Linked DNA regions of Homo sapiens: region 1 is linked to region 2. The links are chromatin loops, found by intact Hi-C in ENCODE. Cell type or tissue: GM12878. All regions are shown on one strand. Links, peaks and the distances in the headings refer to the core of each region. The heading gives the core; the rest is flanking DNA.

Region 1 (5,384 bases), core at 120-5,119, 710 kb after region 2:
CAAAAAATATTCTTAAGGTTCCAAGGTTTAGTGGTATATCAGTGATAAAATGTTCAAGTCTCATATACCCACAAATGAGAATGATGATGGAATAATATCCCATCTAGTCACTCATTTAACTAAGATTCACCAAGTACCTAATGTGTATGAGAGCCTCTGCTAATTACTAGGAGAAATGAACCAGACCAGCCACTGCCCTCAGCGGTTCACTGTCTACTCAGAAATAAAAAAGAATGCAATAGTCTTGTGTTAGGGCATGGAAGTGGCTGTACCTGCCATCCATGGTTTTGTTTGCCCAGAACACAGTCTTCCTGCTTCTGGAAAATATTCTACTCTAAACTATACAGTTACCAGGGGAGCAGCTGTCATACATATTCCACCTTTGTGTCAGTTAGATTTGATGTATAACAGAACACCCAAAAGTTAGAGGCTTAAAAAAACAACCATTTATGTGCTTATGAGTTGGCTTTTTGGTCTGAACTTATCTATGTGGTTCTTCTGATCTCAACTGAATATACTGATGGCACTGATGACTCACTAGGCAGCTCTGCTTCTTGTGATTGGTTGGTTGTCAATTGGGGTAACAAGGATGACTGAGCCACATATCTCTCATTATCACACAGGCTAGCCCAGACTTGTTCACATGGTGGTGGCAGGTTTCTGAGAAAGAGTGGAATTGTGCATGATCTTTTGAGACCGAGGCTTGAAACTGGTACCACGTCACTCCTGCTGCATTCTTTTGACACTCAATCAAGGACTAAGTCCACCCTAGATTCAAGTGGTGGGGAAGTAGACTCTACCTCTTGATAGAAGGAGGTACAAAGTCACAAGGTGGGAAAGATCATGGTCACCTCTGCAATCTCCCTCCCTGGCCAGATTGGAGGGTATGTGCTCAGACTTGGCCAATCCTAGTACCTTTGATGCCTCTGTATCCCCCAACCACGGCTCGCTTTCTTGGCTCAGGAATAGACATCTGATAACTACTAGATTAATCAGGTATCTTCTTGCTCAGGACTTTTCCCTTTGGGGTCAGAGAGCCCAGGTATCAGTTTGTCTCTGGTGGGGAAAATATGAAACTAGAGCTATCGGCAATGTGTTTGTCCATCTCACAACTCTACCTTTGATGTGGAAAAATCCTTACCATCAGCTGCTGCTATGGTCTGAATGTTTGTGTGTTCCCCCAAAATGTATAGGTTGAAATCCTAATTCCCAAGTCGACTGGGGCCTTTGGGGAGGTGACTAGGTCATGGGGGTGGAGCCCTCATAAACAGGATTACAACCCTTTAAAAGAAGCCCCAGAGAGCTGCTTTGACCCTTCTACTACAGGAGGACACAGCAAGAAGGCACTATCTATGAACCAGGAAGAGGGCACTCATCAGACTTGGAATGTGCTAGTCTTGATCTTGAACTCTACAGCCCCCAGAACTATGAGTAATAAATTTCTGTTGTTCATAAGGTACTCTCTCTATGATATTTTATTATAGCAGCCCAAACAGACAAAGATAGTTAGAAAGAAGGAACTCAACATTTGCAAAGAAGCAGAGGCAAAAAAAAGAGAATTTTAAGGATATGCCAATTCTCTGGTTAGATTCCTTGAGACCTAGCTGCCTATGCCTTTTCTATGATTACCAAGCCTTGTAATCAGTTGACTTTCTGAGCCAAGCTAGGTTCTGCCACTAAGAGAAGACAGAGACAGCCACATGGAAAAGAAGAGTGAGCCAGGGAGAGTACAGTGTTCGGACAAGTGAAGATGTCCACGGAAGGAAATTTCAAAACAAGGAAGAGCAAAAGCAAACAGAGATGAGTAAATGATAACCATGTCTAAAGCATATGAATGACTTTGCTGAAGGCTAGGTTTTAGAGGAGGACGAGAAAAAGATGAGACAGAAAAAGCAGTTGGATCAGAATCTGCAGAGTCTTAATGATATAATAAAGAATTTGAACTTTGTTTTATACTTGGTAGGAGATTTTGAACAGGGAATGTCACAGTTGAAGGAGAGTTTGAGGAGGATCAATCTTGTGATGGTTGGCATAATGGATTTTAAGAACAGAAAATGAATTTGGGGATAAAGCCTGCAACAATGATGCCTTGAATTGGGGCTGAAGAAAAGGGGAGGAAGAAATAAACAAGGGGTATGCAAGAGGGAAAGAAAAAAAAGCCAGGAATTGGAAACAAACTGAACCTATAGACAGTGGATAGCGACATGAACAGCCAAGAAGGCTTGCCATACAGCGTTGGATCAAAGATGGGGGATGTTTACAACAGCAGAATAATTTATACGATACATTCAGCAGGAGCACAGAAAAGAGGTTGGGGCTGCAAGAGTTATCAATCAGTTACCAAATATCAATGGAGGACCTCCTATGTGTTCCACAGTGAAAGGTACCAGGAACACCACCAATGCACATAAATGTCTTCTGGACTTGCATTCTAATAAGGACTGTTGAAGTGCTGGGAGCAAAAGAGATCTACAAAAGAGGTGTCCTTCTAAACTCACAAACACAGCATATCATATGGGGAGGGGATGCGGTTTTGATCCTGCATAAGTGATTGAGAAAGAGAACTTGGAATTAATTGGCCCAAGCCTCCTCCCCACAAACCTGGGTGCTTTCCACTGGTTAATCCCCTCTCACCTGCCCAGCATCTCGCTTTCCTTTCACTTCCCCCAAGCAATTCATTTATGGCTCCTGTTTTCCACACAATTGGAGAAAATTCAACATTTGTACTTGTCAACTCAGTAGCCATATTCAAATCACTATCAGAAGACAGAGTTACAAAAATCTTTAATACCTCCAACCAGACCAATGATAGCAGCATGAAGGAAATCCTTTGGTGAGGAGGGAAGAACACGATTCACCAAGATTGAGAACCGAGTGCTGCCTCTTAACAAGACTTGTGTCAGCACTCCGAACTCAGGGATGGAGCAGATTCCTAAAGCAACTGGAAGCCAACTGGGGGATATCTGCATGGGAGAGGCTGGGAGGCAGGTGGGGGAACCAAAGGCAACATGGGCCAGGCAGAAATGGAATTCTTTGCTTTCAGGTCCCTTTTGTCTACCTATTTTCATCTTTACAGAACAGTCCCTTCCCTGTCCTTCCCAATTCCCCATTTTCTTTTCTTTTTTCCTTTCTTTAAATGCAGTCTAATCCCGAGTGTGAACTGATGTAGTTTGTGTGTTAGGGGGAAAAAAATCTCTCTCTTTTTCTGCCTTTTTTTTTTTCCTTCTTCTTCCCCTGGCCCAGTTCATTATTTTTCTTTCTTGTCACTCAGTGTGATAGGTTGAACAGAAGTGCACAGATGAGCACTGAAAACGGTGTCACAAGGCCTTAATCTAGTCTTTAATGCCTGACTTCAGAGATGTCATTTATCTTCTAACTGCAGCAGGCATCCACCAACTTTATCTCTAATAATATATTGATGGATTAAAAGGGTCGGGCAGGAGACCGGGCTGGAAAAATTGCTTATTGACATCAAAATACAGTGCCCTCAACCTGATAAACATGGAGGGCTCGTGTATCTCCCAGAATAGTTGGCGTAGCTATAATTTTTTTTCTAACATGTTTCCCCCAGGTTCATGGGGTGGTCCAGTAAAATAAACAAATACTAAACATTATTTCTATGCTGACATGGCCAAGGAACACGCGAGATATTTTAGGAACACATTTTTAATGTCAGATTTATAAATATACCTCCCTTATTTATGACATGTTATAGCATATTCTGTGACAACTTGAAACAGGCACCTATAGTCTTGGCAGCATTCAAATATTCTCCATGCAGTTTGTTGGAGCAAAAGCTGCCAGTAGCACCTGATTATGCATTTGGATGGTCGTTGGTAAAGCAAGGCTATTTCAGCAGAGAGATGAGGCCAGTAATCTCAGAATGTAAATGAAGAGAGCCTTTGGAAAGGTTTCCTTTGTTTATTGTTCTCTTCATTTTATTGTTTGGTTGGCAGCAGCATGTTTCAAATCACGGTCTGCTTTCCCTACACAGGCTGTGTCTACACAAGTCACTTTTAGAATAAACCAAAAAATAATCATAGACTTCTAACTCCTACTTAGTGGGTAATTCTTAAATTGACTATTTTCAAAATTACCTGTTGTTGAACTGAATTTTGTCTATTTTTTTTTTCACCCTATGAATTAGTTGACATGTGAAGGTACTCTCCCAGGGAATTATTGTTGTTAATTTTGTAATCATCAATGTTGTTGACTTTCACCTGATTTTCAAATGAAAGTTACTTCTTCAGTTCAATTTGCTTGTTTGGAAAGCAAGCTCTAAAAATGTCTTTCTCAGTACTAAGAGTGGGAAGGTGACCTATTTTAGCTTCCTAAAAAATTCCTTCGTAATTTTATATTTTTTCCTGAGTACAAAGGTAAGATCATAAAGGTTGTCTGGCCGACTTGCTTCTAAAGAAATTCACAGAAACTACACATTATTCCAGCATTTTGTTAATTTAGTAGGAAACATTATTCTGTTGTACCCTTGCTGATGATGACAGCACCTTATTCAGTACCATCAAAGACAGGATCCTGGACATCAGTGTCCAGAGCCTAGAGGTGCCTACAGAGAAAATCTCTCCACAGTCAGCTCCTGAATGTTCAGGCACACCTGAAGCCAAGCTAACTGCTGTCTACTCACTGCTGCTGTGCTGCCCGGCACAAGGGACTGAACCTCTCTTGCAGCAGTTTCCCCACCTGTAAAATGGAGATAAAAGTTGTAGCTATTTCATAGGGCAGTTGTGAGGTTTAAATGTGTTCATATATTAAAAGTGGTTACAGTAGTGTCTAGTACATGGTGAATACTCAGTAAACCTTATCTATTACTATTATCGTCATCTTTAAACTTATTATTGGGCTTGTAATGACATCTCATCCCAAAGGAAGAATGACTTAAGATATAGCCAGAAAAGGAGGGTGTCTACTAGAACAAAACATGTTAAGAAGAGGGGAGAAAAAAAGCTGGAGCCAAGGAAAATGCCAAAATGAAACAACCCAAAAGCTGGCAAAAATCCTAAAGAAGTCATTAGCTGTAGGGTAGCAAAGCTCTTGTCAACAGACAAGAAGAAAAGAAGCACTAATATGTACATATTCTAAACCAGGCATCAGAGTCCTCTGACCTCTTCCTGTAAGGATTCCTGGCCAAATTGTGGAATATATTGGGGGAAAGGGGATTTGTTGCATAAAATCCTGCTACTAAAGTGCGAGTTTTTAAAGTGACAGATTATGGAACAGATTGAGAAAAAAAAAAATAAATTGGGGAAGTAGAATGGAGCCCATTCCAGAATGACCTATCAATCTTCCTTGAATGCTTTGGAATAGGCTCTATATCTAAGAAATGTCTTCTGTAGTAAGAATACTGCAATTAGCACTCGTAAGTTGGC
Region 2 (5,384 bases), core at 98-5,097:
GTGTCTTTACACTCATTGTCTATCCCATCCTACTCTGCAAACCGTACCCTCACTAGCTGCTCTGGGATTAAATTGTCCACTGCAGGGGCCATAATAATTTCCTTGGGAGAATCTGGCCTAAAGACAGCTGCTTTGGAAAAGATTTTTCTTTCACATCCTGGAGGAAAATATGCCTGAAGGGAGACTAGAGTTGAACTATTTGCCATCAATGATGATGACTAATTGATAACTCTGTAATCCTTTTAAAAAATAGGTTTTAGGTGATTAAATGCAAACAGAGTAGTCTTAATTTCATTTCTTTTAAAATCTTATCTCTTTACAACTTTCATATATACACACAGTTTCCCTGTTACCATCCTAGTGTGAAAAAGTTATTTTAGCAGATATTTAAGTCAATCAACTTGATGTACTGGGCATAAAATTATATTTTTTGCTGTTATTCTTCCAGGAGTCTAGAAATTTCTCACTTTTTAGCTCATTCTGATTGAGAACCAAGGATTATGAAATTTCCTTTATTCTTACCAATACTCAATTCATCCATAAACACACAGCAAAGAGACACACATATCACACAAAATATTCAATGTTACCACACATCAAAAGATCAAAACATAAAAACAAATCTCTAACAAACTGATAGGTTGGTGAGAAATATGAAGTGAAAGTCATCTTTTTTTTTTAGATGATATTACCTCCTAGTATGAGGCAAGACATTCAGAGAATGACCATTGATGAATTCTTTGTCATTGGTACTGGCTTTGCTTATTTGGAGACCCGCTGAGAGATGCCTTTGAGATCTGGCGCTTGTGAGGGAATTCTCATCCTGAAACTTTTCACCTCTACGTTAAATATGTACAAAGTAACATTTTCAAAAGTATTTTTTCAATTCAGTTTACAAAGTTAAGATTTTCCTGCTTTAGTATTGGGTTTAGAGACTGCCAAGACTTACCTATTGCTGTTACCTACTTAATTCTACTGTCTTTCCTCTTTGTACATACGGCAATATGTGTTTCTACAGGTGGATTCATACTCCCAGTTATGTGAGGCAGTAGGAACGCTGACAGCTGCCCAGAGCCGCTGTGATGGTGGAAGGTGAGGTGCAGTGCCTGACTGCCTCAAATTCTCAGGCTTTGAGTCTTGCATTACATCTAGTGATATCCAGTGTCCTATTCAACAAGGTCTATTTCTGATGCTCTTTATGTCTTCCTGCAGATCCTAGTTTTCATCTAGTATCATTTTCCCTCAGATTGAAGAACTCTTTTAGCATTTTTTTTATAGTGAAGATTTTCTGGCAATGAATCTTCATGGTTTCCTTTTATCTGCAAACTGTATTTTGCCTTCATTCTTGAAGTGTATTTGTACATTTTTTTTTTCGGTCAGCCCCTAAAAATACCACTGTCTTCTGGCCTCAATTATTTCTCTTTTGATATTATCCTGCAAGTACCTGAGGTTCTGTTTTTGCTAAAACTTTTTTTCTCTATTTTTGGATAAATTCTAATGACCTATCTTCAAGTTAACTGATGATTTCCTCTGTAATCTCCACTTTGCTAAGTTCATACATTTTTAAATTTCAGATTTTGTATTTTTAGTTTCAGAAGTTCTGTTTTCAAGAATAGTTTCTATTTCTCTGTGAGATTTCTTGTCTTTTTAGTCATTATTAGCATATTTTCTTTTATGTATTTGAGCATAGTTACAATAGTTGCTTTACAAATCCTCATCTGCTAATTCCAGTATCTGGGTTATCTTGGGGTCAGGTCTCCATTGATCACCTTTTCTCTTAAAAATAGGTCACGTCATGCACATGTCAGATAGTTTTGGATTGCGTCCTGGATATTGTGAGTATTATGTTTCAGAGACTCTAGATGCTATTATAGTCTTCCAAAGAGTATTGATTTTTTTTTTGTTTGCTGGAGAAGACAATTAATTTGCTTCTACTCATACAGCAAACTTTGTGTCTTGGGGACATCTCAAGTCTCCATTCAGCTTTGGATCCTAAGTCAGCTGTTTGTAGTCAGCCCTATACTTGCATGGCTTAGGATTTAACTAGAGACCCAGGGAGGGGTTTTTATAGAAAACTTGGATCTTCTCCCTCTGAGTCTCTTTTTTCTAAGACTCTTTGCTCACCTTATAGTGGCTATAGTTGCCCTGAACTCTGTCTCATGGTTCTTCAGGCCAGAAAAACTGCAGATTTTCTAACAGATTTTAGGTACTTCATGCCACCTGACTTTGGCTTGTCCTTGGGCCAGAAGCCTCAAAAACGGAAATTTGCTTTATACCTTTCCTCTCTTTTAAATGTCAGCTACCCTTCAGAATATGTCTGTCTTTGTTCACCCTCTAGTGGCTTCAAGTAGTTACTTTTTGTATTTTGTACAGAGTTTATATTTGTTATCTGCAGGAGGGTTAGCCTGGTGGGAGCTTACTAAGCCATACTGGAAGCTGAGTTCCTCCTGCCTAGTTTTTGTGTTAATTTCTGTGGAGTTTTGGTGTGTTACCAAAGAGGCCATGAAGGTCATTTGATGCCAACCCTCCAGTGAATTCCTTATTGGGTTCTCTCTGCTCCATTGGCTGTACCTTTCTGCAGATGGATGGGGTGTGGCCTGTCTGCACAAAAGCTACTGGTGGGTGGGCTCTGCCAGCTGTCATAGGAAGACATAGTCACATTCATTCACTGCTGACTTTTAAAATATCTCTATCTACATTCTGACTCCTCCACCCCTCAACATTTTTTTTTTTTTTTTTTTTTTTTGCAGCTGGACATTTTTGTTTTTCTTTCTCTCTCTTAATTATGACTTAATTCTTAAGACTTGGGCAAACACTTCCAGTATCATAAGGGGCTTGCTGCCTGGTGGGGCAGCCTGTGCCCCACTGTGATACTTTATTCACCCTTCAGCCAGACTTCATCCTCCTTACCAGAGGCATTGCCATGGCAACCTCCCTCCTCTGGGCAATAAGTATGGGTGGCAAAGTCCTACATGCTTAATATGTTTGATATTTTACCTTTTAAAACATTCTTTGGGGAAATTCAAGTTGGCCTGTCGAACAAAATAAATAAGCTTTTCATTGTCAACAAGGGCTAAGGGCGGCAGCTTTGATAACAGGGAAAGCTTGGACTGGTCAAAAACTCGAAACCAGAGTGAGCAGGTCACATCTAGTTCCACTTGAGATGAGAAAGGAATGGGAAACCTCTCAGTGCTGATGGAAACTGACTCAGATCCCAGATGCTGCTGGGGAAGCTCTAGCCTAAGATGGCTGCTGGGATGAAGTGAGCCCTGGTCCACACCCAACCTTGTAATGTTTGTGTAGCTGCCACCACTGGAGGGAACAGGTATTTCTCCTACGGACAGTCCACCTTGGGAGTGCTGGGGCTTTCCTTTCCCTTCTGGGTGGCATCACACCAGAGTCCTCTTTAGCCTGGAAGCCCTTAAGAGTGCACATACATCACAGAACCCACTGAGAGCTTTGCAGAGGCTGAGGTACTGGGTAGCCCAATGTCCTCCCCCATCTCTGCCATCTGTCTATGCACTAGTTACAGAGACAGGCTCTTATTGGGCATTATTTAAAATTTGAGTGTTAAAAATTAAAAATTTACAATAAATTAAGTATTACGCTTCTTGGCTTCATTGGCAAATATTTTTTTCTTTAAACTAGATTTATATGAGTTTCTCCCTATCTTTCTTTATTTTTCTCATTTGTGTTTTTCTTCTTCCTTTTCTGTCTCTCTCTCTCCCTTTTTTTCTTCCTTCCATTTAAAAAAATGTAGTTATGAATTTATTTTGCCCATTTAATGGGATTTTCTATGGCATATTGGAAACAAAGTGAGGTGTGGAGTCAGACAAACCTGGTTGGAATCCACGCTTTTCTATTTATTAGCTATGTAGACTTGGCATAGCTGTCCCGGTTTGTTCAGGCTGAGTGGTTTTCTGGAACACAGGACTTTCAGTGCTGAACCTGGGACAGTCCTGGACAAACTGGGATGGTTGGTCACCTTACTTGGACAAGATACTTAGCCTCCCTGAGCCTTGGTTTCTTCACCTGTGAGCTGGGGATAATAATACCTGTCTCATGGGGGCTATTTTGAGGGTTGGAAATAGTGTAAGAAAAGGGCCTGAAACTATGTCTGTGACATTGTAGATTCTCGATAATGATAATGATAATGACAGCAATATTAACATTAATAATCATCTGTATTTTTTAATGGCTCAGAGAGATTTTTTTCTGCCATAAATGCTTTTCTCTTTTTTCCTAATGTCTTTTCAAGGAGAAAAAGTTTATTTTGTTTTCTTCATTTTTACGTAAGCCTGGGTATTATGGTTTGAATGTTTGTCCCCTCCAAAACTCATGTTGAAACCTAATTCCCAATGTGGAAATAATGAGGAGTGGGGCCTTTAAGAGGTGATTGGGTCATGAGAACTTCACTCTCATGAATAGATTAATCCATTCATAGATTAAGAGATCAGTGAGTTAATGGATTAGTGGGTTATCACAGAAGTGGTACTGGTAGCTTTATAAGAAGAAGAAGAGAGACTTGAGCTAGCACATTTAGCTCCCTCACCACATGATGCCCTGAACTCCTTTGGGACTCTGCAGAGATCCCTCCCCATCAGCAAGAAGGGCCTCACCAGATGCAGCCCCTTGACCCTGGACTTCCCAGCCTTCAGAATTGTAAAAAATATATTTCATTTCTTTATAAATTACCCAGTTTCAGGTATTCTGTGATAAGAAACAGAAAATGACTAAGTAACTGGGTTTCTGAAGCTTTGCTGTGTCCAACTAAAAAACAATAGCTGCTGAATTTTCCCTGATGTCTAACATCTCTGAGTAGAATCCAGTGATAACACATGGTTGAGATTATCTTTTAGAAACCTTGAAAAATTCATCAAGGACCCAAAAGTCTTCTTTAGAGATAGGCTGCTCTGTGCATAGCTCATACAGAGCCCCTTCCTTATCAGATGCAGGTCTGATGAGTTCCAGGTGTTAAATATCTGGGGACTCAGGGTCTGTTCTGGACATTTCCCCACACAGGTGGATCTGGTTGGCTCAGACCACCTGCCAACATTAGGCCACCCATCCTGAAGCAAGCCCATCCTGCTCTTTCTGGATGGCCCTTCTAGTCAGGAAAAGGAGTTGGATACTGAGAAGGCCAGTGGTTGGGAGGAGATGAGGTCTGTGTGTTCTTGTGGAGCAAGCAAGAGGCTAACCTGGTATGGACTCTCGTCTTTGTTCTGGCTCCCCTGATATGCCTGTGCAAAGGCCTTGAGCATGTCATTTCTCCTTTCTGGTCCTTGTTCACAACAGAGGTATGGGCCTCGGCTTTCCTGTCTTCAGAGGTGAGTAAATGGTGAAATGATTGCCAATTGCCAAAGAGTCTCTAAAGGGGAAGAAAA

Evidence for each region. A loop is a pair of places that touch in the nucleus more often than their neighbours do. Peaks named below come from ENCODE experiments on the same cell type or tissue, not always from the same donor. Only the 100,000 strongest peaks of a DNase experiment are listed, where the experiment ranks them.
Region 1: a loop joins it to region 2, with 2.9 times the contacts of the local background. A loop is called at or near these places in 1 of 110 quality-filtered maps.

The regions. Positions count from the first base shown.
Region 1 is chr3:137,327,727-137,333,110 of GRCh38, reverse strand. No RefSeq gene overlaps it. Among named protein-coding and RNA genes, the nearest start is that of IL20RB-AS1, 350 kb to the right of the region's middle. RefSeq lists enhancers at 564-713, 264-1,463, 2,652-2,701, 2,682-4,409. In GM12878, for the core only: no CTCF peak of the experiment used is centred there; DNase peaks (open chromatin) are centred at 600 and 2,720; H3K27ac peaks cover 1,193 bases.
Region 2 is chr3:138,036,781-138,042,164 of GRCh38, reverse strand. No RefSeq gene overlaps it. Among named protein-coding and RNA genes, the nearest start is that of CLDN18, 29 kb to the right of the region's middle. In GM12878, for the core only: a CTCF peak has its summit at 2,319 (motif pointing left); no DNase peak of the experiment used is centred there; H3K27ac peaks cover 616 bases.